Regions from separate parts of the Homo sapiens genome. Here region 2 is linked to region 1. A link is a loop called in an ENCODE intact Hi-C map of the cell type or tissue named here. Cell type or tissue: heart right ventricle. All regions are shown on one strand. Each heading gives the region's core, and the rest is flanking DNA. Links, peaks and the distances in the headings are about the cores only.

Region 1 (14,947 bases), core at 8,495-10,994:
CTCCACATGGAAACACAAAATCACTCCCCTCTGTTCCTGCCATGGGGGGACCACTCACCCCAGGACCTGGGACTGCAGCTCTGAGCTTCCAGCTGTGCTTTGCCCTCTTGCGCTGCCGGAGCTCCCCAGAGACAGCGCTGGGAAATCAGCACATCTTTACAACATTCGACTTTGGATCTTCTCCCTCCTGGACCCACGCCCTGCTTCATGCCCCGGTTGCATGGAAGCTGTCAAAGTCCTTCCCCCTCCCGCCAAACCCCGGCAGGTGAAAATCTTAGTGCCCTTCTTTATGTCTCTCCTTGACAGTTGTAAATTTCCTTTGGCAAGGGAAATGTTGATAATTTAATCTGTTTTCAGGGCATGACTGATGGAGTGAAAGTGGTTGTAATCGTCTTAGATCCTGGGAGTGGAGTAAGAAGTTGAACCTTTTGAAAGAGTTCTTTTAATTCTGGAAAATTTCAAGCACTCACAAAAGTAGAGAGAATGGTTCCATGACACCCCTGTGCCCATTCGCGAGCTACAGCCACCATCAGCAGCTCTTGGCCAATCTTATTCTCCCCCAGAAGTAAGCAAAACTCAGATATCTTCCCATTTTATTTGTAAGCATTTTAGTATTTATCTCTAAAAGATATGGACTCTTTAAAAAAAAAGTGTGACCACATGATCAGAACAAAAAAATTAAAACCGAGTCCTGGTGCTCACTGAGGTCTATTTACGCTCAGAGTTTAACCCTGCAGCCCCACAGAGCTCTGTTGAACATTTGGAAACTAGTCTTTTAAAGGGCCGGGCGGTGGCTCATGCCTGCAATCCCAGCTCTTTGGGAGACCAAAGTGGGAGGATCACTTGAGCCAAGAGCTTGAGACCAGCCTGGGCAACATAGCGAGACCTCATCTCTACAAAAATTCAAAAATTCAAAAATGAGCCAGGTGTCTTGGTCCCTGTCTATGGTTCCAGCTGCTCGAGAGGCTGAGGTGGGAGCATCACTTGAGTCCAGTGAGCTGTGATCACACCACTGCACCTCAGTCCGGGCAACACAGTGTGACCCTGTCTCAAAAAAAAAAAAAAAAAAAAAAGAGGAAAGGAAAAAAGAAACTACTTTCATAGAGCAGTGGTCCCCAACCGTTCTGGCACTGGGGACCAGTTTCGTGGAAGACAATTTTTCCATGGGCCGGGGTGGGGATGGGGGATGGTTCTGGGATGAAATTAGTCCACCTCAGATCATCAGGCATTCGATTCTCATGAGGGTACCACTTAGATCCCTTGCATGTGCAATTCATAATAGGGCCCGTTCTGCTTTGAGAATCTATTGCTGCGGCTGATCTGACAGGAGGCGGCACTCAGGTGGTAGGTCATGCTTGCCTGTTGCCCCTCACCTTCTGCTGTGAGGCCTGGTTCCTAACAGGCCACAGACTGGTATAGCTCCATGGCCTGGGGGTTGGGGACCCCTGTTGTGGGGGACAAGCTTAACCCTAGGAGTCAGAAAAACCTGTTCTTATCTAGTTTTTGGTACTTACCGGGTATCAAATAACTAGTCGGAGCTTCAGTTTCTGATTATCTCACAAATGTCTTGTTACTTTTGATTTGTTCAAATCAGGATCCAGGATCCAGGCATGGCCCACAAATTGCATCTGACAGAATCAGTTGCCACATCTTGTGCCCTGATCTTTCCATGAGCACGGTGCTGCTCTGGGAAGTGTGAAGGTCTTCCGTGAGGCTGTTCTGGTGGAGGAGGTGTGGAGTGGGCTCCAGTGACCCCCAGATCCCATGACCCCCAGATCCAGTGACCCCAGATCCAGCGACCCCCAGGTACCACAACCCCCAGATCCAGGGACCCCCAGATCCCACAACCCTCAGATCCTGTGACCCCCAGATCCCATGACCCCCAGATCCCACAACCCCCAGATCCCGTGACCCCCAGATCCTGTGACTCCCAGATCCTATGACCCCAGATCCAGTGACCCCCCCGATCCAGTGACCCCCAGATCCAGCAACCCCCAGATCCCACGACCCCCAGATCCAACAAACCCCAGATCCAGCAACCTCCAGATCCCACAACTCCCAGATCCAGCAACCCCCAGATCCCACAACTCCCAGATCCAGCAACCCCCAGATCCCACAACCCCCAGATCCAACAACCCTCAGATCCCACAACTCCCAGATCCAGCAACCCCCAGATCCTGTGACCCCCAGATCCAGCGACCCCCAGATCCAGCGACCCCTAGATCCCGCCTTGGGCTCTTCCTTTTCCATCTGGCTTCTCTCTCCACATCGCTCTGCTGAGGGTGGACAGGGAAGCGCGAGGCAGAGCCAGCGGCTGTACAGATAGTCCCTGATGCCAGGACTGACTGACTTTGACTTGCTGAGCACAGCATAGCACTTCAGAGCTGACTCTGCATCTGGGATGCCTGAGTTCAAATCTTGATTCTACCTCTTAATGTTGTGTGACCTTGGGCAAGTTATTTGACTTTGGTGGGCCTCAGTTTTCCCCTCTATAAAATGGGGATAATAGTACCCATCAAGTTGCTGGAGGGTTAAATGAGTTAGAATATGTAAAATGCTTAAAAGCAGCGCCTCACACGTGTCAGTGGCCGTGCCTAATTATTTTAGTTGCTGTGTGCTTCCGGGGTCGCTCGTGCTCAGCTGTCATGCATGTTCAATGTGGCATAGACTTCGATGTCACACACACAATCAGGCAAAAGGCCACTCACCCCTCTCAGACCTGCTGGACTATGCAGGCTTCCCCTGAGGGGTAGGGGGCCAGGCTGAGCAGCAGCCAGTAGCTTTGAGAGAGACCTGTTTCTTCTGAAGGCACTTGCCTGCCCACTGTAATGCTGAGACACGTGAGGCCAATAATCACTGTCATTGGTTGCCTTGCACCCGTTCATCACCCACGACTTTAGCTCCTCAAACATGGGGTGAGTGTTTTTCCAGGACCAGTGCTTTTTTGCTGAGTAGGAAGACAGCCCCCCACCCCCCTGATACCCTTGTTCATTAACTGATCCGTTCATTGATAAAACAGCTAATGAGCACTTACTTGGGCCAGGCGCTGTGTGACATGCTGGGGATCCAGGAGTGGGCAAGAGGCTGCCCCTGGCCTTGAGGAGCTCAGAATTTGTGGTAGTCAGAGCAATGGCACCTCAACAATGTCCACATCCCTAGAATCTGTGAATACGTTACCTTATGCAGTGAAAAGGGCTTTGCAGATGATTAAGTCAAAGTTGTTGATAGGGATAGATTATTCAGTGGGCCCAATGTATTCCCAAGCGGGAGGCAAGAGGGTCAGAGTGAGTGGAAGAGCTTGGCAGGTGGAGGCCAAGGTCCCAAGCCAAGCAAGGCAGGTGGCCTCTAGAAGCTGGAAAAGGCAAGGAAGCGGGGCCTCCCTGGAGCCTCCAGAAGGAACTCAGCCCTGCCGACACCTGGATTTTAGGACCTCTGACCTCAGAACTGTCTAATAATAAGTCTGTGTTATGTTAGGCCACTAAGTTCATGGTAATTTGTTACAGCAGCAATAGGGAAAGAATATGAAGTCCATTGAATAAGATGAACAGGGAGACAGGTAACTGTGCTGTGGACGGGTGAGTGATGTGATACTGAGATGTGGGTGTGGCGAGAGCCTGGAGGAGTTCCCCTAATCTAGAAGGGGTTGGGGGATGAGGCCAGATAAGGCTTCCTGGAGGAAGTGGTATCTAAATGAAGGTCTGAAGTGGGGTTGGGAGCTAAGCAGGACAAATAGGAGGGTTGGAAGCAGGCAGAGAGCAGCCTTCCAGGCAGATGGAGCTCACGGAGACTCAGGATGGCTCGGGGTCAAGTGTAAGTGGAGGGTGAGGAGGGATGGGGCTGGAGAGGTGAACTGCTACATCTCCAGGGCTTTGTAAGTGTTGCTAGAGCATTTGGACTTTAGCCCAAGGGCAAAGGAGAGCCTGAATAAGTTTAGGCAGAACAGTAACATGATGACTTTGTACTTTAGAAAAATCCCTCTGGCTGTCATCTAGTCAAGAGATGCATGGGGCAGGCTCAGAGCTGGGGACGTGGCAGGAGGCTGACGCCTGATGTAGGTGAAGGGTGACGTGGTTCAAAGGTGGTGTGGTTCAAAGATGCAGGTGAAAAGTGATGTGGCTCAAAGGAGGAGGATAAGGAGAGTGGACTCAGTTGAGAAACCAGAGCAAGGAGAATCAGTGGAGGATGATTCTGTGTGGCTTAGAGAGAGGGGAAACCAAGAATGATGCTTGGGTTCAGTCTTGGGTGGCCCAAAGTCTATAGGGACGTCAACTGACATCAGGAACACAGGAGGGGAAATGGCTTGAGTTGGAAGAGAAGATGTAAATTCCTTTTTGTGAGACAAGAAAGTAGATGCTGAGGCTGTCTCAGCAAAAGAGATCTGGGTGGAAGACAGTGATTTGAAAACTGTCAGGATGGTGATAGATGGCTAATGTGAGCTCCATGAGAACAGAGATCTTGGCTAATGTCTGGTGTCTCCAGAGCTTACACAGCACACACCCAATCAGCACTTGCTGAATAAAAGATGAAATGAACCTGAAGTGGTGGATGAGATCATGTAGAGAGTAGGTAGTGTACACAGAGGAAATCTATGGGTAGGCAACATTTAAGAAATGGAGAGAGCTATTATTAAAACAAGGATTTTTAAAAGCCTATTGATTTTGGTGACAAGGTCAATGCAATAACCTTACAGAGAGTGATTTCAATGGGTTGAGTGACAGTGAGGAAAATAAAGGAGAGGAGAAAAATTAACCTGCAGCTGAAGGGTTTTAGGGGGTATAGATAGGGCTTTTTAAACTGGGAGAAAATTAAATACATTGAATTTGCATTTTCAAAATTACAAATTTAAATGAGCAGAACTGTAACTGAGGCAGACAAATTCTAAGGCGGTCCCAATAACCCTTCCCTTTGAGTGTGGGTAGCACCTGTGACTTGCTTCTAACCAGTAACCTATTGCAAAGGTGATGGGGTGGCACTTCCATAATTATGTTGTTATATAAATCTTCATCCTGCTAGTCAACTTGCTATAGGGATCACTCCCCAGCTGGTTTCAAACAAGTAAATGTCCATGTTATGAGGCTCCCTTGGCAAGGAGCTTAGCACAGCCTCTAGGGGCTGAGGGTAATGACAGTCAGAAAGAAGCTATGGCCCTCAGTCCCAGAGTTTCAAGAAAATGAATTCTGCCATCAACCTGAGTGAGCTTGGAAGTGGATTCTTCACCAGTTGAGTCTCCAGATAAGAGTGCAGCCCAGCCGCCATCTTGAGTGCAGCTTTGTGAAGCCCTAACCAGGGGACCCAACCAAGATGCACCTGTATCTGACCACAGAAATCGTGAGGTAATATATATGTGTGTGGCTTTAAGCCATTAAGTGTGTGGTCATTTATTGTGCAGAAATAGATAGCTAATATAGTAACTTTTTAATTTATTTTTTTCCCACTTAAAAAAATGGAGGCAACAACATACAGTAAAGTGCACAGGTGTGTCCAATTTGGTTAATTTTTATCTATGTATACACTCATGCAGCCATAACTCAGATCAAGATATGAAGATCTGCACTGCCCCAGGAGGCTACCTCACACTCCCCTCCCCTGCTGCTCCCAAGGGCCAACAACTGTGCTGACTTCTACTACCATTAGTGTATCTAAACCGTTCTTGAAATTCCTATCACTGGAATAACCCAGGATGTGCTCTTTTCTATTTGTCTTCTTTCACGTAGACATTCATTCGTGTGTTAGATGTATTGGTAGTTTGTTCTTTTTATTTATTCCTTTTTAACGAATATAGAACAGTTTATTTACCTCTATGGTTGATGGACATTTCAGTGGTTTCAAGTTTTTGCCTATGATAAATAAAGCTGTCATCAAAATCTCTTGTCCATGTCTTTTAGTGATTTCTGTTGGGTCCATATCCAGGAATAAAATTGTTGGGTTATACTGAATGTGTATGTTTAGCTTTAGTAGATATTGCCAAACATTTTTTTCCAAAGTGGTTGTATTAATTTTTACTCCCACCAGCAATGTATAAGAAGACTAGCTTCCCAAGCTAATCAACACTTCTATAGTCAGTCTTTTAAATTTTTAGCCATTCTAGTGTGTTGCGGTATCTCATTGTAGTTTTAATTTCTATTTCTCTAAGGACTAATGATGTTGAGCACATTTATTGGCCACTTCTATATCTTCTTTTGTGACATGTCTGCTCAAGTTCTTTGCCCATTTTAAATTGAGCTCTCTTTTATGTATTTATTTATTTAATTTTATTTATTTATTTTTTTGAGACAAGAGTCTCACTCTGTTGTCCAGGATGGAGCACAGTGGCACAATCTCAGTTCACTACAACCTCTGCCCCCCAGGTTCAAGTGATTCTCTTGCCTCAGCCTCCCAGGTAGTTGGGATTACAGGCACATGCCACCATGCCCAGCTAATTTTTGTATTTTCAATAGAGACGAGGTTTCACCATGTTGGCTAGGCTGGTCTTGAACTCCTGACCTCAGGCGATCCAGCCACCTTGGCCTCTCAAAGTGCTGGGATTACAGGCATGATGAGCCAGTGCACCTGGCCTACTTATTATTTTTAGGAGTTATTTATATGTTCTGCACATGAGACCTGTGTCAGATATGATGCATTTCAAAATTCTCTCCCAGTATATGTTTTGCATTTTCACACTTACAATGTGATTTTTGATAAACAGAGCTCTTAATTTTTAATAAACTCCAATTTCTTTTATGGTTTTTATGTCTTTTGTGGTTAGTGTTTTTTGCATTTCTAGTTTAGTAAATCTTTGCTTATCCCCAAATAATATTTTCCTATGTTTTCTCTTAGAAGCTTGCTTTGTTATAAAATTTAGATCTGTGACTCATCCTGAATTAATTTTTATGTACGGTGTGAGGTAGGAATTAAGGTGCATTTTTTTCTATGCCAATATCTAATTGCTTCAGCACCATTGATTAAAAAGAACGTCATTTATCCACTTAATTATGGGTGTCTTTGCCATAGATCAAAGGACTGTATGTGAGGGTCTGTTTCTGAGCTCTCTATTTTATTCCATTGGTCTTTTTGTCTATTTTTGGGCTAAAACTATGCTGTCTAAATTATTGCTAAGTAGTAAATCTTGAAATCAGGTTGTTTAAATCCTCCAACTTTGTCTTTAAGTTTTCTTGTATTTTTAAAGATCCTTTGAATTTCCATATGAATTTTAGAATTGACTTGTCAATTTCCCCAAAATAAACTGCTAAAATTTTGAATGGAATCATATTGAATTTATAGATAAATTTTGAAAATCAATGCCATTTTAACAAACTTGAGCTTCTCAGTTCATGAACATAGGATATCATTTCATTGACTTAGATCTTTGTTAATTTCTCTTAGTAACATTTTGTAGTTCTCAGCGTTCTTTTTCACAGAAATTATATCTCTACCTCCCATTTACTCTCAGTAGTGGTAGAAAACTTAATTTTGCCAATTGAGGATAACTCAGTCACTTCCAATGACTTCCAGTCCATAAGCCCTTAGCCCTCATCTGTCCTTGCTAGCCTCTGCTGAGGTATAGTTTGTCCTTGCTGTTCTCTCAGTGGTGGCCACTGTCCCCACTCTTATTTGCTGCTCATATTTGTTATAAAGTTATAGTCTCACGTAATCCACATTGCACATCTGGCCACTGGCCAGCTCAGGAAACACAGAGAGCTTTCTCACGCTTGGACTGATACACTACATGGGAATGCAGGACTATTGTGTCACCAGGCACAGTCCCCAGCCATCTTTATGTTGTGGCTCCATGCTGTCTGAATATGGGACATCTCTAGTGACCTTGTAGTCTCTAATTCCTCTTAATGGACCTGTGGTTTTTGGCCTACACACTTCCTGAGGGATTTGGTCAGCAGAGGAGAGAGGGAAGCAATCCCAGCTTGGGGCTAACCTCTCTCTTTTTCTCCCTCTCTCTCCCCCAACTCCTCCCCTCAGTTCTGAAATGTCTCTAGTCTCCTTTATATGGCAAGAAAACTGGTCCTAAATCTTCAAGTACATTTCCTCCAACTCTATACTTAATGATCTTAAACTGAAAGCTCTAAATCCTCGAGTCTCCTTTCTTGATTGTAAAAGCCAAAGCTTGTTGTACCCCTTACACCAACTCTGCACTGGCATGATCCTGAGAGTGAATGTCCCCTTGAATGGCACCTCCCTTGCCCCACCCTCATTCCAGTGTTGTGGTCACGGCACTTAGCTACCACGTGGACCACCCTTCCTTTGGGAAGACTTCACAGAAGGGGCAACGTTTAAATAGGGCCTTAAAGGAGGAGGGGGAGTTTGTTGGGTGAAGAAGAAGTGAGTGTGTTGAGGAATGCAGCCCTGCCTTAGTTTTGGGGATGAAGAAACAGAAGGAAGGAGGAAAAGGGGTTGGTGGGAAGCACTTAGGTTTGTACTAAGGGGAGACCAAGTGGTGAGAACACGGACTCTGACGTCACATGGAACTAGGTTTGGATCCCAGTTTTGCTCCTAACTAGCTCGGTGGCCTTGGGCATATAATTTAACACCTTTAAGCTTCAGTGTCCTTAGTTGTGGAGTGGGGATATGAAGGCATGTTTGTTTGAACCGAGATGGGGACAGAGTAAGTGTAAGGATTACACCACACAGAGCGAGGCACCCAGAGGTGCCCTTTTGTGACAGTGGGATAGTTACCCAGGTCCTCTGATAAACATGGGATGACCCTTGGAAGCCCCTGAGGTTAAAAAGAAAAAGTCATTGCAACAAGACCAGCTCAAAATTTAAGCCACATGGTTTATTTCCTTCTGTGGTGTGGATGAGACAAGCCATCTCATCTACCAGGCCTGGTGAACACCAGGCTGACAGTGTCTCCTTGTCCCCTGGAGACGAAGCCCAGGTCCTGTGGTAACCTTCTGTGGTAGCCTTGTCCTTGGGCTATGGGGGTGGGGAAGGGAGTGCTGAGAGGCACAGGGAGGTCCCAAACTGCCACTGCTGTGCCCCTGTCGATGCTGACTGTGGTGGTGCCTCAGGAGTGGGCTGGCGGCAGCTCTCCCCTGCAACCTCCCCTCCATTGGGAGATGGTAGGGGGTGGGGGGCGGGGCCAATGCTGACTTCATATTACAGACAAGGAAAATGAGGGTTTCCAGGAAGCAGGGGGACAATGCCTGGCCTAGACCCAGGACTTCAGGGAGCCTGGGGAGCTGGAAGGGCCTGATGAACCTTATCTGGTTCAACACTCTAGTTTCCAAATAGGAAACCTGAGTTCCATGGATGTGGCAACAGATGACAAAGGACAGAGCTGATCTTGGGGCCAGGAGACCTGCGGCCAGGCCACTACCCTGCTGTGAGGCCTTGGCCTGGTATCGGCACCTCTGTGGAATGCCAGAGTCAGACTCTTCCATTCTGGAGGATTCCGGGCTCTCTGACCTTCCCGAGGCCCGAGGGTCAGGGCAGGCCTCGAACCTGAGTCTCCAATGAGGCCAGGATTTCCCCAATGAGCAGAGAAATGCTTAGATGCACAAGGTGGGTGTCCTGGAAGGGTGACAGGGCTCAGGGAGCTGAAGGACACACACCCCTGACGTCAGCCCGGTGTCTTTTAGAAAGAAAGCACTGGGGAAAGTGTGGGAGAGATGTCCCTGGGGACACTTCACTCAGATGCCGGAGTATGTGTAGATGTGGTGAGGGAGGGCAGCTGGGATGGGGCTGGCCCCTGATGAACAAGGTGGGGGTGGGGAGAGGCTGGGCCCAGAGGGAAAAGGCTGGACTCCACCCGCAGGTGCCACATCTGCTACTCAGACGACTCCTTGGGCATATGCCACATTGTCATAGGCAGGGGGCGCAGAGGCTGCCGGGCTGGGGATGTTGAAGTCTGCGCTGAAGGCGTTTGGCAGGAAGATCACAGGCTGCAAAGAAAACAGCACTGAGCGTCCTGGAGGACGCTGGAGCTTCAGGGTAGTGGTTCAATAGTGCCCCCTTGTGGGTAATCTGAGAACAGCGCCCTGGTACTGAATTCCGCAAGTCTGAATCGCATGCTCAGGGCTCTCCGTGCAACCAATATTTCAAACAACATTTACTGGGGCCAGCTATGATCCAGGCATTGGGAGTACAGCAGTGAACAAAACAGACAAAAGTCCCATTTCTCCAGGCGCTAACGTTCTGCTGTTCTTTTTTTTCTTTTCTTTTTTTTTTTGAGACAGAGTTTTGCTCTTGTTGCCCAGGCTGGAGTGCAATGGCGTGATCTCGGCTCACTGCAACCTCCGCCTCTTGGGTTCAAGCTATTCTCCTGCCTCAGCCTCCCGAGTAGCTGGGATTATAGGCGCCTGCCACCATGCCCAGGTAATTTTTTGTATTTTTAGTAGAGACGGGGTTTCATCATGTTGGCCAGGCTGGTCTTGAACTCCTGACCTCAGATGATCTGCCCGCCTCGGCCTCCCAAAGTGCCGGGGTTACAGGCATGAGCCACCACGTCCGGCTCTGCTGTTCTTTCTCTCCCGACTGCCCTGGCCTGGTTCAGGACTTCGCTCTCTCTTGCCTGCACCGTGGCACCAGCCTCCTTGCAGCTTCCTGGCCTCGAGCCCCGCTTGTCCACCCTCTCCACCTTCCGGCACTGGACAAATCCTCTTGACTGATTTCCCTCAACCAGCTCACTCCCCTGCTCAGACCTTCAATCCCCTCACCCTCAATGCATCCCATCGTGCACCTGCCAAGGGCACCCCACCCTGTGGCCTGCATTTGCCTGCCCGAGGCAGCCTTTGCTCCAACTGGTTCCCCTGCCTTGAACACTCCCTCCAGCCCCTTTCTGTCATCACTGTCCTCCATTTTTTTTGGAAATCAAAGCTTAATTTCCATCTCTATCATGCTGCCCTCCCTGATGCCCCTGTCTCCCATGTGGCCTGGGAACTCCAAAAAGTCTCACTCCTCTGGGTGCAGCACTGCCCCCATGCCCTGAGCCTGGGCCTTCTATTCTGCAAGGCTGCCTGTGGGGCTGCACAGAGCAGTGGCCCTGTGGGTGCTGGTGCACCCAGTGCCACGGGGAGAGCAGTCCTGTCTTCACTGACCTGCGAAGACGTCTTTGGTTTTGTTTTGGTTTTAGAGACAGCCTTCCTCTGTCACCCAGGCTGAAGGGCAGTGGTGTGATCATAGCTCACTGCAGCCTCAACCTCCTGGGCTCAAGCGATCCTCCTGCCTCAGCCTCCCAACTAGCTAGGAGTACAGGCACGTACCATCACACATGGCTAATTAAAAATACATTTTTTTTTGTAGCGATAGGATCTTTTTATGTTGCCCAGGCTTGTCTCAAACTCCAGGGCTCAAGAGATCCTCCCATCTCATTTTTCAAAGTGCTGGGGTTATGGGTGTGAGTCACCATGCCCAGCCCAAAGACTTCTTTGGGCCCCCTGACATGGATGGGACACCCTTCCTAGCGCTGTCTCTTCTTATTGCTTCCCAGAGTGCAGAGGGAGGGGTCTGGAGGCAGAGCGCGCTCCCAGCCAACTGCCTTCCACACAGGCTCAGCTCAGGTTTAGTGGACGTGGGGGTGGGGGTGGGGGTACTCACTGCACTGGCCTGGGCATGGATGGCTTGGCACCCGAAGTGCATGGCAATGACCGCTGTGAAGAACTCCAGGACAGTGAAGATAGTAAGCACGGCCAGATAGCCCCTGTCCACATCCTGGGGACCAAAACCCACAGAAAGGTGAGCCCAGAGTTCTAGAGTAAGGGGGTCCCCCGAGTGAGAACCACTTGCCCAAGGTCATGCGGCTAGTTGGGAGCAGAGCTGTGCCTGGAGCCAGTCCCCCTGCCGCCAGTCCTGCACCCTCCCCTTCACCCTGCAGGCTGCCTCCTTGCTCCTTCTGATGCCTATCTTGGGGAAGGCTCAGAGGATCCATGGATTCATGGGGTCTATAGGGACTGGCAGGCCCTGCCAACGTCCTGGCGCTGCAAACTCTCACCTCCCTACCCTCCTGGACATGGCTGCATCATTTTCCAAGTTTTCCCACCCCGAGGGCCATCTGACAACGCACCCGGTTGGTAACACCAAAATCCATGAGCAGAATGGCTGTCCCAGCAAAGGCCGCCATGACGCTGAGGATGTTGGTGCCCAGGCTGCTCCTCACCTGCAGAGAGCAGAGAGACAGGAGCAGAGGGAATAGGCAAAGAGAAGGAGAAAAGGCAGGGGCTGTGGCTCAGCTGCCCAGCCCCCAGCACGCTGCCTCCCACAGCCAAGGAGGCAGTGGCCACACCACCCTGCACACAGCTGTGTTCTCATTGACTGCTCCCCTTTTCTCTTCTCCTCCCCTGGGACCTCGGGAGGAGGTCTTGTTGTCTCTCTTTCCTTCTCTCGTCTTCTTGGAAGCTGCTAGGGAGAAGGGCACCACCTCCTTTACAGCCTTTCTGGGTGGAGTTTGCAGCCTCCAGCTTACCCCGTACTGTGGCTCCCTCTCCCCCAGGCCCAGCACCTCGCAGGAGAAGCTGCAGCTGAGGCCTGCTCAGGGGCATGGGTTGGGGGAGGCTCTTTGCTGTGGACACTGAGGCCTGGTTGGGAGAGGGGTTGAGTTCATTTCTATGAGGTTCCAGGAAGTGGCTGGCGGAGTGAGGCACTGCAGACACTGGTGGGGCACCAGGCAGGGGAGACAGGAGAGGCAGGAGCTGAAGGTCTGAAGTCTGGGTGGGCTGAGAGGCCTAGGACTCCAGGGTCTAAAGAGCGTGCAGGGCAAGTGACTCCTGGGGTGGTCCAGGCAGCCACCCAGGGGTCACCATCCCCGTGCAGCCCGAACCTGACGGTCTCGTGACCCGTAGCTGGAGCCTTCTGGTTAAACTGCCCCAAGGGGAAACATTCATGGGTGGGCTGGGGACTCTAGGACCTCTTCAGGTTTAAAGACCCCTGATTCTTCTTTTTAAATGGCAATCAGGAGGTCATTGAGATCAGAACAGCCTCACAAGAAATCCATTAATTGATTAAGCCAAAAGCTTTTATTGAGCACCTACTGCATGCCAGGCACTATGCAAAGTGCTGTGAGTCCAGGAGAGAGTAAGTCAGGTCTTGTCCTCCTGGAGCTCACAGCCCGGGGGACACTGGGTTTGGTCCGGAGAGTCCTCGCTTCTAGTCCTGCCCCTCCACAACCCATTCTCTGCCCAGCACCTGGGATACCTCTCAAGTATGGAAACAGGGCAAGGAATTCCCTGCTGAAGCCTCTGTGGTCTCTCATTGTCCTTAAAACAAATCCTGAACTTGGCATTTAGGCTCTGAGTCACCTCCCCGGCCTCTCCCTCTCGGCCCACCCCTTGCCTGTGATGGTCCAGCACTCTGGTCCCCTGTCCAGCCATGGCGTTTCCCGACCGGGCTCTTCCGTGGTTGTTGCCCTCTGAACTGTGAAGACTCGGTTCCGTGATACCTGCTCAGGGACTCCAGACCGTCCCAGCTGAGCTTAGAATGACTCATATTATCCTGCCTGCTTCCTTTCAGCACTTCTCATGCTTGGCAACCATCTTTGTTAGTTTGCTTTACGGGTGTCTACAAGGCACCAGAAGATAAATGCCATGACCTTCACTGCTATGTTCATGACCTTCGCTGCCGTGTTCATGATCTTCATTGCCGTGTTCTCTGAGCCTGACATAAAGCTCATACCCTCCTGTTCAAAGCCTCCATCGCCTCCCAGTGCCTGCAGAAGGCACCAAGCCCTCCACAATCCAGCCCCATCATGGGATTAAATCTCTCTGTCTGATTTCTTTCCACTTTCCTTCTCCTACCTTTGCCTTCGTTGGATGGAGCCAGGCGTGGTTTCAGTGGCGACCCTGCCCACACTCCTCCGTGCATTCTCCAGCTTTCCCTGTGGTATTTCTAAGTCCTCTCTGCTCACCAAGGCCCAGCAGGACTCTTACAGGAGATCTTCTAGCATCTTTCCTTTCTCGGAATGACCATGAGCATGGACCTCACTTTCCACCCTGGCTTGTGTATTGAAAGAGTATCCCTGTCTTCTTCTCCTGGACATGCACAGTCTGCGTCTGGTCTGCCTGGGTGGTGCCCCTCCCCTGGCACTTTGCAGGTCCCCTGAAGTGCTGGGGAATGAGCTGAAGGAGTGAGTGGATGGGAGGGGCAGGGTAGAGTGAGATTTAGCTGTGGCTTCATCCCCGCCCCTGGGTCCCCCTGTTCACACTCACCAGGCAACTGGTGTGGTTCTTCTCGGCTGCCACTGAGAGGGATCCGGAGATGATGAACTGTATGGGGAGAGGGGACCAGGTGAGGCCTCAGCCAGGACCCTGGGCAGGGCAGACCCTGCTTGGGATCTGTCAAGAGGTGCCAGGGAGAGACAACAGCCTCCTGATGCCACTTTCTCTGCCAGGCAGGCACCTTGGGGTCTCTCGGCAGGGGTGTCCCCTGTCCAGAGAACTAGGGCTGTGGCTTACAAGGTGAGTGTTTTCATTGACGTCATATCATCAGGGCCTCATGGGGAAGGCATTGTTCCTTCAAACATTCACTCATCAAACATTTACTGAGTGAGGCTGAACTGAGTGAGCTCATGCCTGTAATCCCAGAAGTTTGGGAGGCCGAGGTGGGAGGATCTCTTGAAGTCAAGAGTTCAAGACCAGCCTGGCCAACATGGTGAAACTCCAGTCTCTACTAAAAATACAAAAATGAGCTGGGCAGAGTGGCGTGCACCTGTAATCCCACCTACTCGGGAGGCTAAGGAGCAAGGATCACTTGAACCTGGGAGGCGGAGGTTGCAGTGAGCCAAGATAGTGCCACTGCACTCCAGCCTGGGGGACAGAGTGAGACTCTGTCTCAAAACAAAAAACAGAAAAACCAAATATTTTCTGAGTGGCAGTTATGTGCCAGGAACATAACAGAGTTGAATAAGGCAGACCAGATCTCTGCCCTCAAGGAGCTTTTTTTTTTTTATTTTATTTTCTAAGATGGAGTCTTGCTCTGTCACACAGGCTGGAGTGCAGTGGCATGATCTCGGCTCACTGCAACC
Region 2 (14,947 bases), core at 5,787-8,286, 410 kb before region 1:
AAAAATTATCCAGGCATGGTGGCGCGTGCCTGTAATCCCAGCTACTCAGAGGGCTGAGGCAGGAGAATCGCTTGAACTCGGAAGGCAGAGGTTGCAGTGAGCTGAGATTGCAGCATTGCACTCCAGCCTGGGCAACAGAGCGAGACTTTATCTAAAAAAAAAAAAAAAAAGAAAGAAAGAAAAAAAAAAAAAAAAGGAAAGGTAGAGGAGGCTTCTGGGCCTGGCTGGAGGCTCCAAAACCACGCCACTGTGGAGGAGGAACACAAGCCTCCTGTTTTCGACCTCAGCAAGGGGTGTGCCTGTGTAATCCACGGTGGAGCCTGGAGCCTGCTCCTGTGTCCCAGTCCACGCTCCGGGATGGGCTCAGGTAAAGCTGTAGGCAGGCCCCGGCCAATGCGTCCTCCGGGGGTGGGGGATGTGGGGCTCAGGTGGGAGGTGTCACAGTTCCCAGTTTCAATGCTGAGAGCTGTGACCTGGGCTGGAACAGCTTGCCTTCCTGCCCTCCTGCCCTGGGCGGTCTGAATTCTCCCACTGGGCTACATCCTCCCCTGCCTCTGAGCCTTGGCACAAGCTGTTCCCTTTGAAAGCGTTTCTCTGTCATTACCTAGAGTGTCAGAATCCTTGTGGAAACAGGTGGCCCACCTAGAGGTTTGAAGAGATTTAGTGAGGGGGTGGGCAAGGGTAAAGGACCCCAAAAGCGATGAGGAGGCACCGGGAGCCAGCAGCAGTGGAAAATCAAAAGGAGCGCAGGGAGGGACTAGCACTGCCAGGACCCAGCTCGAGCTGGGGCTGAAGGTGGAGGGTACTGGAGCCTGGGGGTCAGTCTCTCCGCCTCGGAGCAAGGCAGATCCCGGTGGAAGGCAGGAGAGAGGAGGAGGGGGAGGGCCCTTGCTAATGCTCTCCTTCAGACCCTGCTCCCCCGTACCTTCCTCCCATGTCCTGCTGCCGCCTTGCCCCCCAGCACCCAGCAGATGGTGCGTGACCACCTGCAGTCGACCCTGTGCTCAAGGGGAGGGGCGGGGTCTTATCCTTTTCCTCTGGCACCCACCCCAGTCTGGCACAGAGCCCAGAGATATCAGTATGTAAAAATGGCAAGGAGAGCCGGGCACGGAGGCTCATCCTGTAATCCCAGCACTTTGGGAGGCCAAGGTGGGTGGATTGCTTCAGTCCAGGAGTTCGAGACCAGCCTGGCCAACATGGTGAAACTCTGTTTCTACTAAAAATAGAAAAAATTAGCCAGGCATGGTGGCACACGCCTGTAGTCCCAGCTACTCAGAAGGCTGAGGTGGAGAATCACCTGAGCCCAGAAGGTTGAGACTGCAGTGAGCCATAACTGTGTCACTGCACTCCAGCCTGGGCGACCCGAGTGAAACCCTGTTTCAACAACAACAAAAGAAAATATTTTAAATCTACAGAAAAAGTGCCAGAATAGTGCAACAAATTCCCATATATTTGGGAGGCTGAGGAGGGCAGATCACCTGAGGTCAGGAGTTAGAGACCAGCCTGGCCAACATGGCAAAACCCCATCTCTACTAAAAATACAAAAAAATTAGCCGGGCGTGGTGGTGCATGCTTGTGATCCCAGCTACTAGGGAGGCTGAGGTGGGAGAATGGCTTGAACCTGGGAGGTGGACGTGGCAGTGAGCCAAGATGGCACCACTGCACTCCAGCCTGGGTGACTGAGCGAAACTCCCTCTCCAAAACAAACAAACAAACAAACAAACAAACAAACACCTCCCACAAATTCCCATATATATTTCACTCAGATTCATTATTATTATTATAATTGCTTTTAGATTCACGTATTGACATTTTACTGAATTTATTCTCTTTGTCTCTCTCTCCATACACATGCATACATGCATATTATTATTATTTTGGCTGAATGATTTGAGTCAATTGCAGACATCATGATCCTTTGCTCCTAAATCTTTAGTGTGTGTTTCTAAGGACATTTGCTTACGTGGATGATGTCAAAATGACCACAGGCAGTAAGTCTTACATTGATACGATACTATTATCTAATACACAGCACATATTCAGATTTCACCAGTTGTCCTAAAATTGTCCTTTTTTGTGATTTTTAATTTTCTGTTCCACAACTCAATCCAGGATCGCACATTCTTTTGGGTTCCAGGTCTCCCAGGTGTCCTTTGATCTTGAACAGTCCCTCCCTCTGCCTTTTTCATTCATCACGTTGACACTTTTGAAGAGTATAGGCCAGTTGTTTTGCAGAATGTCCCTCAACTAGGGTTTGTTTGATGTATTCTTTCTTTATTATTATTATTTTTTGAGACTGAGTCTTGCTCTGTTGCCCAGGCTGGAGTGTAATGGCGCAATCTTGGCTCACTGCAACCTCTGCCTCCCCAGTTCAAGCAATTCTCATGCCTCAGCGACCCCAGTCGCTAGGATTACAGGTGCACACCACCACGCCCGGCTAATTTTTTAATTTTTATTTATTTATTTATTTATTCATTTATAGAGATGGAGTTTCACTATTGTCGCCCAGGCTGGAGTGCAATGGAGTGATCTCGGCTCACTGCAACCTCCACCTCCCAGGTTCAAGCAGCTAATTTTTGTATTTTTAGTAGAGACGGGGTTTCACCATATTGTCCAGGCTGGTCTGCCACTCCTGACCTCAGGTGATCTGCCCGCCTCGGCCTCCCAAAGTGCTAGGATTATAGGTGTGAGCCACCGCACCCAGCCTAATTTTTGTATTTTTAGCAGAGCCAGAGTTTCTCCATGTTGGTCAGGCTGGTCTCAAACTCCTGACCTCAAGTGATCTGCCCACCTCAGCCTCCCAAAGTGTTGGGATTATGGGCATGAGCCACCGCACCCGGCCTAGGGGTGACTTTCTAATTCTATCATTTCTTTTACATTTTACATTTTTAATTGGCATTCTTTGGTAAGGAAAAGCTTTTCTTCTTCCTATTTATTTACCTATCTGTTTGTATTTCTTGATCAGTGTGGTGTCATAGATTCCTGCTTTGGTCAGTGAGTTCTAATCCATTATTGCCATTTATTTTCATGCTTAAATTGCCCAGTATTCTTTAAACACATTCCAGCATTCTTTGTGTTTCTTGGTGTTATGGGTTGAACTGTGTCCTCCCTAAAATTCATACGTTGAAGTCCGTGTAGAAAGTAAAAAGTTCCTCTTCAACGTTTCCCTTCTTGTTAAAGATTAAATCATAAGTGTTAAAAATAACAGTTTCTTTTAAAAACTAAGTTCCTTCAAGCCTCCTTACTTTATGCAAATAACTTTGTTGGGCCCTATCCTACGTAGCTGTTAAACGTGCTCATAGGCTTGTAGTACATTCTACGTCCTTGTACCTTAACCAATATATTTGTGCTGGACACGCTCACAGTCACGTTCCAGCTCGCAGCCTATGCCCCTTCCCTATTTGGCATAAGCAACTTCCTCTTTTCCTTTATTTTTCCATTACTTTTACCTATTTAGAAAAGTTTTAAACTGTTAGCCAATCGAGTTTTAGTTTAGATTGTGAGGTCTGGCTCCAGCCAATGAAGACAGGACACAGTAGCAGGGACCAACTGCATAAAGGATAAAAATTGCTTCCCTCCTTTGTTCAGGTGTGTTCTCACCATTGTTGCATCTGCGACGAGCACCCTTTCTGCAGAAAGTAAAAATGGCCTTGCTGAGAGAATTACATTTATGTTCAAGTACCATTTCTTTGCAGAACTGGGGAACAAGCATTCTGTTTCTAAATAAACATTTTTACATATAACAGTCCTGCCCCCCAGTACCTCAGAATGTGACTGTATTTGGAGACAGGGCCTTTAAAGAGGTGATTAAGGTTAAATGAGGGCTGGGTGCGGTGGCTTACACCTGTAATCCCCAGAACTTTGGGAGGCCGAGGCAGGCGGATCACCTGAGGTCAGGCATTCGAGACCAGCCCGGCCAACATGGTGAAACCCTGTCTCTACTAATAATACAAAAATTAGCCAGGTGTGGTGGCGGGCATCTGTAATCCCAGCTACTGGGGAGGCTGAGGCAGGAGAATCACTTGAACCTGGGAGGTGGAGGTTGCAGTGAGCCGAGATTGAGCCACTGCACTCCAGCCTGGGTAGCAGAGCAAGACTCCATCTCAAAAACAAACAAACAAACAAAACCATTAAATGAGGTCATCAGGGTGGGCCCTAATCCAACGTAAGTGGTGTCCTTATAAGAGGAGGAGATTAAGACACAAACACACACAAAGACCGTGTGAAGACACTGGAAGAAGACCGCCATTTACTAGCAAGGAAGGAAGCCTCGGAAGGAACAACCCTACCAACACCTTGAGCTTGGGCTTCTAGACCCCAGAATTGTGAGAACACAGATTTCTGTTTTTTTTTTTTTTTTGGTGTTGTGTTTTGTTTTGTTTGAGACAGAGTCTTATTCTGTTGCCCAGGCTGAGTGCAGTGGTGCAATCATGGCTCACCATAGCCTCAGCCTCCCAGGCTCAAACAACCCTCTCACCTCAGCCACCTGAGTAGCTGGGACTACAGGTATGCACCACCATGCTTGGCTAATTTTTGATTTTCTGTAGAGATGGGGTCTCACTATGTTGCCCAGGCTGGTCTCGAACTCCTGGATGCAAGCAGTCCTCCTGCCTCAGCCTCCCAATGCTGGGATTACAGGCATGAGCCACCGTGCCCAGCGATTTCTGTTGTTTAAGCCACCGTGTCTGTAGCATTTGTTGTGGCAGCCTGAGCAAACTCATCCAGGCGGCAATGTCCACGCTTCCTGCTTTTGCAGAGTTGCACTCAGCGTGCACCTATGACGTTGGGTTTTCTTAACATTGAGTTCACATGATGTTCATTCCAAAAGTATTTATTAAGCAGCTATTATTTTAGGCACAGAGGATTCATCAAGAAACAGGACAGACCCAAATCTTTGCCCTCATGAGTTTACACACCAGGGAAGGAGACAGATAACCAACAAGATAAATAAGCAAATTATAGCGTGTGATTCTGTGAAGCCAGAAAGAAACTACAGTAAGGAAGAAGATGGGGAGTGTCAGGACGGTTGACATTTTAGACAGAGGGACCACAGAGGGCCCCACCCTGGAGGGGGCGTGTGAGTGGAGACTGGAAGGAGGTGAGGGAGGGAGAGTGCTTGTTACTCATGATTTGAGCTGTGCTTTTCTTTTCTTTCTTTTTATAGGCAAGTCAACTTTATTTTTTTGGTTTGCATTTTATCCTTTCCATTGTTTATCCATTACGTATCTACATACTTTTTTTTTTTGAGACAGAGTTTCGCTCTTGTCGCCTAGGCTGGAGTACAATGGTGCGATCTCAGCTCACTGCAACCCCCACCTCCCGGGTTCAAGCAATTCTCCTGCCTCAGCCTCTGGAGTAGCTGGGATTACAGGCTTCCGCCACCATACCCAGCTAATTTTTGTATTATTAGTAGAGACGGGGTTTTGCCATGTTGGCCAGGCTGGTCTCGAACTCCTAACCTCAGGCAATCCACCTGCCTTGGCATCCCAAAGTGCTGGGATTACAGGCGTGAGCCACTGTGCCCGGCTACGTTCTTATTATTAGATCTTGCTGGGTGCAGTGGCTCACTCCTGTAATCCCAGCACTTTGAGAGGCCAAGGTGGGAGGATTGCTTAAGCCCAGGAGTTCTAGACCAACTTGGGACACATAGCGAGACCCCCATCTCTACAAAAAATTTAAAAATTAATGGGGCATGGTGGTGTGTGCCTGTAGTTCCAGGTTCTTGGGAGGCTGAGGTGGAAGGGTGGCTTGAGTCCAGGAGGTTGTGGCTGCAGTGAACCGTGCAACTGCACTGCAGCCTGGGCAACAAGTGAGACCCTGTCTCAACAAGAAACAAATTTAAAAACTTTAAAAAGTAAATGAACAGGCCTTAAAGTAAAACATTGTCTACCTGGGAAATATTTTTAAATAGCCAAATATATGTGTCTAACCATTGGAAACATTTAAAAGTCATAATATTTATTTAGAAGATAATATTAATTGTAGACTTTCTTTAGGAAATATATTTATTGTAAAACTGTATTCTATAGTTCATATAACCTTTGTAATAAAAACTCAGGCAGCTAATTTTTCATTGCATTCTGTTCTGCACAAACATTTTTGCAATATATCAAAATTGTGTATTTGTAAAAATGGTCTGTGCTTTTCTTTAGACAGATGGGCAGATGTAGTCCACGCTCATCACTTTAAGAGCAAGGAGCAGGCCGGGAATGGTGGCTCACACCTGTAATCCCAGCACTTTGGGAGGCCAAGGCAGGCTTATCACGAGGTCAGGAGTTTGAGACCAACCTGGCCAACATAGTGAAACCCCATCTCTATTAAAAATACAAAAAATTAGCTGGGCATGGTGGTGGGTGCCTGTAATCCCAGCTACTTGGGAGGCTGAGGCAGGAGAGTCGCTTAAACCTGGGAGGCAGAGGTTGCAATGAGCTGAGATGGAGATCACGCCACTGCACTCCAGCCCAGGCGACAGTGCAAGACTCCGTCTCAAAAAAACAAAACAAAACAAAAAAACAAAAATTAGCCAGGCATGGTGGTGCGTGCCTGTAGTCCCAACTACTTAGGAGGCTGAGGCAGAAGAATCTCCTGAACACGGGAGCCAGAGGTTGCAGTGAGCCGAGATCGCGGACTGCACTCCGGCCTAGGCGACACAGCAAGGCCCTGTCTCAAAAAAAATAAATAAACAAAAGAAAAAGAGCCAGGAGCAGATTCTTTCCTATTGATAATTTCCCTGCTCTTAGAATCTGGGGTGCCTTCCATCTTTCACTGGTAATAGAGTCCCTGGGAAAATCTTTGTAGCTAATATATATTTTATAACTAATAATAATAAACATATATTTACTTATGTGAGATGTATTTCTCAAAATGGGATTCGCAGGTCTAAAGGTAGGAGAGTTCATATTACAGTGGTTTCATGTCGCTAAGTAACTGTTTAAGTAGATGGAACCAATGGGCGGGTCTAAGACCACCACATGTATGCATGTAATATCCGCCTTGGCCACTAGGCGTCAGTCCTCCACTGACAGTAGGCTTCCTGATGGCCTTTTTTCTCTGGGGAATAATTCACTCCAGCAGGAACCCAGGCAACCCCAGCAAAGATATAGCCTCCTCTCTATTGGGGGTCTTTCCCTCTCTTTTATAGAATAATGCTTAGCTTTCCCACCATCTTAAAAGCAATCACGGAAGAAACTCAGAAAAGTATAAGGAGAGAAAAAAATTGTCCATACAGTTGCCTTTTGGATAGAATGAGTGTTAAATCCTTTGGCTAACTGTTAACCTTTTGGTCTTTGTCTGGTGTTTAAAATAGAAATAGCTCGGCTGGGCGCAGTGGCTCACGCCTGTAATCCCAGCACTTCGGGAGGCTGAGGCGGGCGAATCACGAGGTCAGGAGATGGAGACCATCCTGGCTAACACGGTGAAACCCTGTCTCTACTAAAAAATATAAAAAATTAGCCGGGCGTGGTGGTGGCCGCCTGTAGTCCCAGCTACTCGGGAGGCTGAGGCAGGAGAATGGCGTGAACCCGGGAGGCGGAGCTTGCAGTGAGCCAAGATCGAGCCACTGCACTCCAGCCTGGGCGACAGAGCGAGACTCCGCTTCAAAATAAATAAATAAATAAAATAAAATAGAAATAGCTCATGCTACGAGGTGACAGGCATGTTCTAAATGTTTTATATGTTAAATTCATTGAGTCCTCACTGTAGTCCTAGAAGGCAGAAACTGTTCTTCCCTGTGATTTTTTGTTGTTGTTTATAAAGTTTAACAGCTTTATTGAGGTGTGTCTCGCATATCATAAATTTGCCCATCTGAAGTGTACAGTTCAGTGGTCTTTTTCATGTTTACGGAGTTGTAAAAGCATCACCGTGATTTAATCTCAGAACATTTCCAGTACCCCAGGAAGAAACCCACATGCATTAGCATACCTACTCTTGCCCTTACCCATGACTAGAAGGGACTATTCTTATCCCAAGTTTACAGATTAGGACGCTGAGGCCCAGAAACAAACTTTTCCAAGGTCACGTGACTCGTACATATCAGTGCTGGGGTTTGAACTCGGGCAGAAAGGCTCTGGGCCCCGCATGCCTGGCTACTTGCAGACATCATGATCCTTTGCTCCTAAATCTTTAGTGTGTGTCTCCAAGGACATTTGCTTACATGGGCAATGTCACACTGTTCACATGCAGAAAGTCTAACATTGATGTGCGCTCAGCAAGACTGGGGTCATGTGACTTAAGATGGCTGCAGAAAAAAACAAATTAAAAATATTTTTTAGGAAAGGTCAGGTGTGGTGACTCACACTCGTAATCCCAGCACTTTGGGAGGCTGAGGCAGAACGATTGCTTGAGCCTATGAGTTCAAGACCAGCCTGGGCAACATGATGAGACATCGTTTCTACAAAAAAAATCACAAAAAAATTAGCCAGACGTGGTGGCACGTGCCTGTAGGCCCAGCTACTCCGGAGGGTGAGATAGAACTGCTTGAACCCAGGAGATTGATGCTGCAGTGAGCTGTAATCATGCCACTGCGTTTCAGCCTGGGCAACGGAGTGAGACCCTGTCTCAAAAAAATAAAAACATAAATAAAAGAATAAAAAAAAGGCCGGGTGTAGTGGCTCACGCCTGTAATCCCAGCACTTTCGGAGGCCAAGGCAGGAGGATAACTTGAGCTCAGGAGTTTGAGACCAGCCTTGGCAACATATTGAGACCCTGTTACTCTAAAAAAAAAAAAAATTTTTTTTTAAAGAAAAGAAGAAACAAAAAAGATAAAAAACCAAAAAGATGGCTGCATGATTGTCTACCTATGCTGGGGCACTCTGCTTAACAGACACTGGGAGGCTCCGGATTTTCCCTTGTGTAAGAGACTCTGAAGATTACATCCCTGCTCATATATGTTTCTGGGCATTTCTGACCATTGAGTTAGCCTAAATCCTGAAAGCAAAATTGCTGGGACAAAGACCACACTTTTTATTTTTTTTATTTTTTTGAGACGGAGTTTTGTTCTTGTTGCCCAGGCTGGAGTGCAGCGGTGCGACCTCGGCTCACCACAACCTCCGCCTCCTGGGTTCAAGCGATTCTCCTGCCTCAGCCTCCCGAGTAGCTGAGATTACAGGCATGCACCACCCAGGCCTGGCTAATTTTGTATTTTTAGTAGAGATGGGGTTTCTTGACGTTGGTCAGGCTGGTCTTGAACTCCCCACCTCAGGTGATCCACCCGCTTTGGCCTCCCAAAGTGCTGGGATTACAGGCGTGAGCCACCGCGCCCGGCCTGGCCATACACATTTTAAGAACAAATCAACTCCAAAAAGGCTGTATCAATTTACACTCACAAGAAGTGTCCAAAAGCTGTCTTTTAAAAAAAAAGTGTTTTATTTCTTAATATGCTTTAATGCTTTTTTCACTTTCCCCAAATTATAAACTGTAGGCTAATGACACCACCTAGAACTAAGGACGTTTACTCAACACAATCTACTGATAGACGTTATAGTCACTCGCTGTAATTTCTTCTCACTTCTTAAGAAACAGCATAAAAATAATGAGAAGAATAGGCTGAGATTCTTTTCAGAAGATTAGAAATGAATCCCAGGCAATGTTCATGAATAATAAAAAGCCTCCCAAGCTTAAGGACTCTGATGCAAAACCGGAATTGGGAATGATATACTCAGTTATCTTTTCGAGCTTCCATACAACACAGAGATCCTACAATCCAAAAACGTTTTAAAGAGAGACATTTTTAATTTTGATAAGAACCATCTTTTTCTCCACATTCTCTCTCAACAAAGTTTATGAATCTCTTTGGTCTGCAGTTGGTAAAGGATAAAAGTGGAGGGGGCAGAATTCTGCTTTGTTATTTACATTTATTTTATTTTATTTTTCTTAGAGACAGGGTCTTGCTGTGTTGCCCAAGCTGGAGTGCAGTGGCATGATCACAGCTCACTGCAGCCTCAATCTCCTGGGCTCAAGCGATCCCTCCCACCTCCGCCTCCCCAAATGCTAGGATCCCTCCCACCTCCGCCTCCCCAAATACAGGCATGCACCACCATGCCTGGCCAGGGTTTTGCCTTGAAGATCAGAATTCATCCTCATGCTGTGGGCACAGGTTACAAATATAGAACCTCAAAAAGAGTTTTATTTATTTATTTATTTATTTTATTATTATTATTTTTTGAGACAGGGTCTCACTCTGTCTCCCGGTCTAGAGGGCCATGGTGGGATCTCGGCTTACTGCAACCTCCGCCTTCTGGGTTCAAGTGACTCTCATGCCTCAGCCTCCCAAGTAGCTGGATTACAGGTGTGCACTACCATGCCCAGCTGATTTTTTGTATATTTAGTAGGGACTGGGTTTCAATGTGTTGGTCAGGCTGGTCTCGAACTCCTGGCCTCAAGTGATTCGCCTGCCTTGACCTCCAACAGTGCTGGGATTACAGGCATGAGCCCTGCCTCCAAAAGAGTTTAACTCCCTCCCTCTCACCGCTGCACTTGATGAGTCTTTAAAAAAAAAGTTTGAATCATTAATAGACACCAGCTCCAGCCTGTGGCGTGGAAATCTTCCCCTGGCTCCCTGAAGACAAAGACAGACATTTAAGGGTGCAAACCCTGACCAGCACGCTGTCACCTCTCAATAATACAAAAATTAGCCAGGCGTGGTAGTGCACACCTGAAATCCCAGTTACTCGGGAGGCTGAGGCAGGGGAATCACTTGAATCTGGGAGGTGGAGGTTGCAGTGAGCTGAGATCACGCCATTGCACTCCAGCCTGGGCAAGACTCTATCTCAAAAAAAAAAAAGTGTGATTGAACAAAAAGGGAATGATCTAGTGTTGATAGACTGAGTGGAGAAGCCCAGAAATGCCCGTCTGTTGAGATTCTTCTTGGTCTCTCTGTGCAGCATTCCTTCCTCCAGGGTATGGGGCAGGACTCCTCTGAAGTGGAGTTTTATGACCTGCAGTCGGCCAGTCAGAGAATTTCTTTATGAACAGAGGCAGGGGAAGATTAGAATATATTTTTAGGTGCTAAGGCCTGCCTTAGAGAGAAAAAGGAGCAGGTGAAAAGAAGGCCGAAGGAGGTCAGGGAGAAAGATTCTGTTTTCTGGGGCCTGGTTAGAAGCCTAACACACTCCAACCTCATAACAAAAGACAGTAACAAGGGCTATGCGGGTTATGAGCCAGGAACTGTGGATGAAAACTGATGTGTGTTTATACATATACATATATATAAACACACATTTTATATATATACACATAAAATAAAAAGTCAAAAGTCTGGATATTTATGTGAAATCCCTGATCTTTAGCTGTTAGCAGCTAATTAATTTGTTTTTCAAGAAACATAGTGTGGGCCAAAACTTAAGCAACTGTGGGATGTGTAGGTTTTTATTTCTGGCCTAGAGTTGGGAGTAGAAAGGGGGCTAGAAAGGGAGGGTGTAGAGGGCTAGAAAGGGAGAGTAGAAAAGGGGTAGAAAGGGAGGGTGTTCAATTCATGTTTGTTGAATGAATAACACATGGAATGCATTGATTTTCCTTCCACTTGTAAAGAAAGACTACCAGGGTCAGATAAACCAACTGACTTACTGAGAACTCCCACTTGATGAGCACCCGCTGTAATTCCCCTGATAGGATCCAGGCTGGAAACATTTTGTCTGCCAAATAAAAAGAAATAATTAAAGTGTATTGCTAATCAAAAGAGACAAAAAAAGAACCACTAGGAGCTTCTGCTTGCCTGAGATGAGAAGAGCTACCTTCTTAAACTGGCATTATTCCAGGCGAAGGAAAGAAAATGGAATGGTGTGGCTCCTTCTGGGACTTCCAGGGCCCTCATGTTCCCATACAAGATCCAGATCCAGTCTGTGCCCATCTTGGGTAGAGCAATGCCAAGGCTGATCTGATCCCCAGGGTTGGGTTGCAAGTGACTTGGGGGCTCTGTATCTTTTTTTTTTTTTTTTCTGACACAGGGTCTACCTCTGTCACTCAGGCTGGAGTGAAGTGGCACAATCAATCTCTGCTCACTGCAACCTCTGCCTCCCTGGCTCAAGCAGTCCTCCCACCTCAACCTTCCTCGTAACTGGGACTACAGGCATGCGCCACCATGCCCAGCTAATTTTTGCATTTTCTTTTGTAGAGACAGGCTTTTGCCATGTTGTTCAGCCTGGTCTTGAACTGGGCTCAAGTTATCCTCCTGCCTTGGCCTCCCAAAGTGCTGAGATTACAGGGATAAGCCACAGCGCCTGGCTGGGGTTCTGTGTCAGTTTTACCCCTACTGCCCAAATTTGTCAACATGGGATATCACAGGACATCAGCTTATTAGTAGACGTAGGGAAACTATAATCAATACTTATGTTAATTTTTTCTATATGAACTATATTTTGGGTAATCACAAATAGTTGACTAAAAAGTTTTTTTTCAAACATCAGTTTAAGGAATAAGGAAAAAAAGTTGTTTTATTAAAAAATTCCTGGCTGCGTGTGGCGGCTCACACCTGTAATCCCAGCACTTTGGAAGGCTGAAGTGGGTGAATCACTTGAGGCCAGGAGTTCGAGACCAGCATGGCCAATATGGCAAAACCCTGTCTCTACTAAAAATATAAAAATTAGCTGGGCATGGTGGCGCATGCCAGTGATCCCAGCTACTCAGGAGGCTGAGGCTGGAGAATCGCTTGAGGCCGGGAGGCAGAGGTTACAGTGAGCCAAGATTGTGCCATTGCATTCCAGCCTGGGTGACAGAGCAAGACTTTTTCTCAAAAAAAAAAAAAAAAAAAAAAAAAAAAAAAGCAAGGGGGACCTATAGCGATGGCAACTCTTGCTCTAACTGGTTCCTCTCTGCCTCTCTGCAAAGGTTACAAGGTTAACAGAGTCTCCTCTTTTATTAAAAACCCAATAATCCTGGCCAGGCATGATGACTTACACCTGTAATCCCAACACTTTGGGAAGTCAAGACAAGAGGATGGCTTGAACCTGGGAGGTTGAGGATGCAGTGAGCTATGATGGTGCCACTGCTCTTCAGCCTGTGTGACAGAGCGAGGCCCTGTCTCAAAATAAATAAATAAATAAATAAATAAATAAATAATAAATTCCAATGATTAAATTCAGAAGGAATGGTAGAATTTGGAACTCATTGTTTTGCAACTTCTAATGAAACAATGGATCTAGGGCAAAAATCATCAACAGATGCCAAAACCGTAAGGTGGAAGGTTGAAGGGTAAGTTCAGGATTGGATGGATTAGGTTGATAACACCAGGACCCGCGGATTAATCTAGCATCTGTAAGAGTGAGACAGTCAGAAATTATGTGCTTCTTTATGTGATACAATAGGGAATATATGGAACTACCTAAGAAGTATTTTAATTAAAATTTTGAATTCAAGTCTAGATCTCATGACCAGGCATAGGAAATAATGTAGGTAAAGGAACAAAAAAACAATCATTCAAATCCCATACGTGGGACATCCTGTAGGACAAATGACCTCTCCATGCTCCCCCTACTTAAAAAAACAGACTTTACTTTTTAGAGCAGTTTTAGCTTCACTGCAAAATTGAGCAGAAGGTACAGAGATTTCCCATATATCCATGCCACCCCACCTCACATGCACAGCCTCTCCATTATTAATATCTTGCCCCAGAGTGGTACATTTGTTACAATTGATTAACCTACGATGATGCTTCATTATTACCCCAAGTCCATGGTTTACGTTAAGATTCACTCTTGGCATTGAACATTCTATGGGTTTGGACAAATGTGTGATAGGTACCCACCATTATGATATTATACAGAAGGCCGGGCATGGTGGCTCATGCCTGTAATCCCAGCACTTTGGGAGGCCGAGGCAGGTGGATCACCTGAGGTCAGGAGTTCAAGACCAGCCTGACCAACATGGTGAAACCGCATCTCTCCTAAAAATACAAAAATTAGCCATGCATGGTGGTGGATGCCTGTAATCTCAGCTACTCGGGAGGCTGAGGCATGAGAATCGCTTGAACTGGAGAGGCAGAGGTTGCAGTGAGCCAAGACTGCGCCATTGCACTCCAGCCTGGGCAACAAGAGTAAAACTCCATCTCATACACACACATGCACACAAAATAAAGAACAGCTTCACTACTCTGTGCTCTGCCTATTCATCCTTCCCTCCCACCAGCCCCTGGTTACCACTGATTGTTTTACTGTCTCCATAGTTTTGTCTTTTCCAGAATGTCATATAGTTGAAATCATACAGTATATGGCCTTTTAAGATGGGCTTCTTAGCCAACTCATTTTCAACAAAGGCACCAAGAACATACAATGGGGAAAGGACAGTCTCTTCAGTAAATGCTACTGGGGGTGCTGGGCACAGTGGCTCACGCCTATAGTCCCAGCACTTTGGGAGGCCGAGGCGGTGGATCACATGAGGCCAGGAGTTCAAGACCAATCTGGCCGACATGGCAAAACCCCATCTCTACTACTTGGGAGACTGAGGCACAAGAATTGCTTGAACTCGGGAGGTGGAGGTTGCCGTGAGCTGAGATCAGTCATGCCATTGCACTCCAGCCTGGGTGAGAGAGCAAGACTCTGTCTTAAAAAAAAAAATGGCCTGGCACGGTAGCTTACTCCTGCAATCCCAGCACTTTGAGAGGCCGAGTGCTGGGATTACCTGAGATCAGGAGTTTGAGACCAGTCTGGCCAACATGGTGAAACCCTGTCTCTACTAAAAATACAAAAGTTAGCCAGGTGTGGTGGCAGACACCTGTAATCCCAGCTACTCAGGAGGCTGAGGCAGGAGGCTCGCTTCAACCCAGGAGGCGGAGGTAGCAGTGAGCCGAGCTTGCACCATTGCACTGCAGGTACTGGGAAAACTGGGTATGCTATGCAGAACAATGATGAAACTAGATCATGCAAAAAGTTCAAATCAAAATGGATTAAATACTTAAATGTAAGTCCTGAAACTATGAAACTACTAGAAGAAAACATTGGGGAAATGCTTCAGGACA

The links. Hi-C counts contacts between places; a loop is a spot of excess contacts. Peaks named below come from ENCODE experiments on the same cell type or tissue, not always from the same donor. Only the 100,000 strongest peaks of a DNase experiment are listed, where the experiment ranks them.
Region 2: it touches region 1 in a loop (5-fold over the local background); 20 of 110 quality-filtered maps call a loop at or near these places.

What each region holds. Positions count from the first base shown.
Region 1 is chr11:60,770,533-60,785,479 of GRCh38, reverse strand. MS4A15 (membrane spanning 4-domains A15) reads right to left here. Exons shown (of 7, transcript NM_001098835.2): 4 at 14,133-14,189; 5 at 11,996-12,088; 6 at 11,530-11,643; 7 at 8,747-9,875. The coding sequence ends at 9,765. It overlaps MS4A10 (membrane spanning 4-domains A10), which reads right to left and starts at 147. Exons shown (of 8, transcript NM_206893.4): 1 at 59-147. RefSeq lists enhancers at 9,149-9,778, 9,779-10,408, 10,409-11,040 and a silencer at 9,923-10,042. In heart right ventricle, for the core only: CTCF peaks have their summits at 9,730 and 9,948 (motif pointing left); a DNase peak (open chromatin) is centred at 9,949; H3K4me3 peaks cover 336 bases; H3K27ac peaks cover 1,436 bases.
Region 2 is chr11:61,179,786-61,194,732 of GRCh38, reverse strand. It overlaps LOC124902678 (a long non-coding RNA gene), which reads right to left. Exons shown (of 4, transcript XR_007062691.1): 2 at 11,563-11,630. Among named protein-coding and RNA genes, the nearest start is that of PGA3, 16 kb to the left of the region's middle. RefSeq lists enhancers at 233-732, 733-1,234. In heart right ventricle, for the core only: CTCF peaks have their summits at 6,799 and 7,004 (motif pointing right); a DNase peak (open chromatin) is centred at 6,992.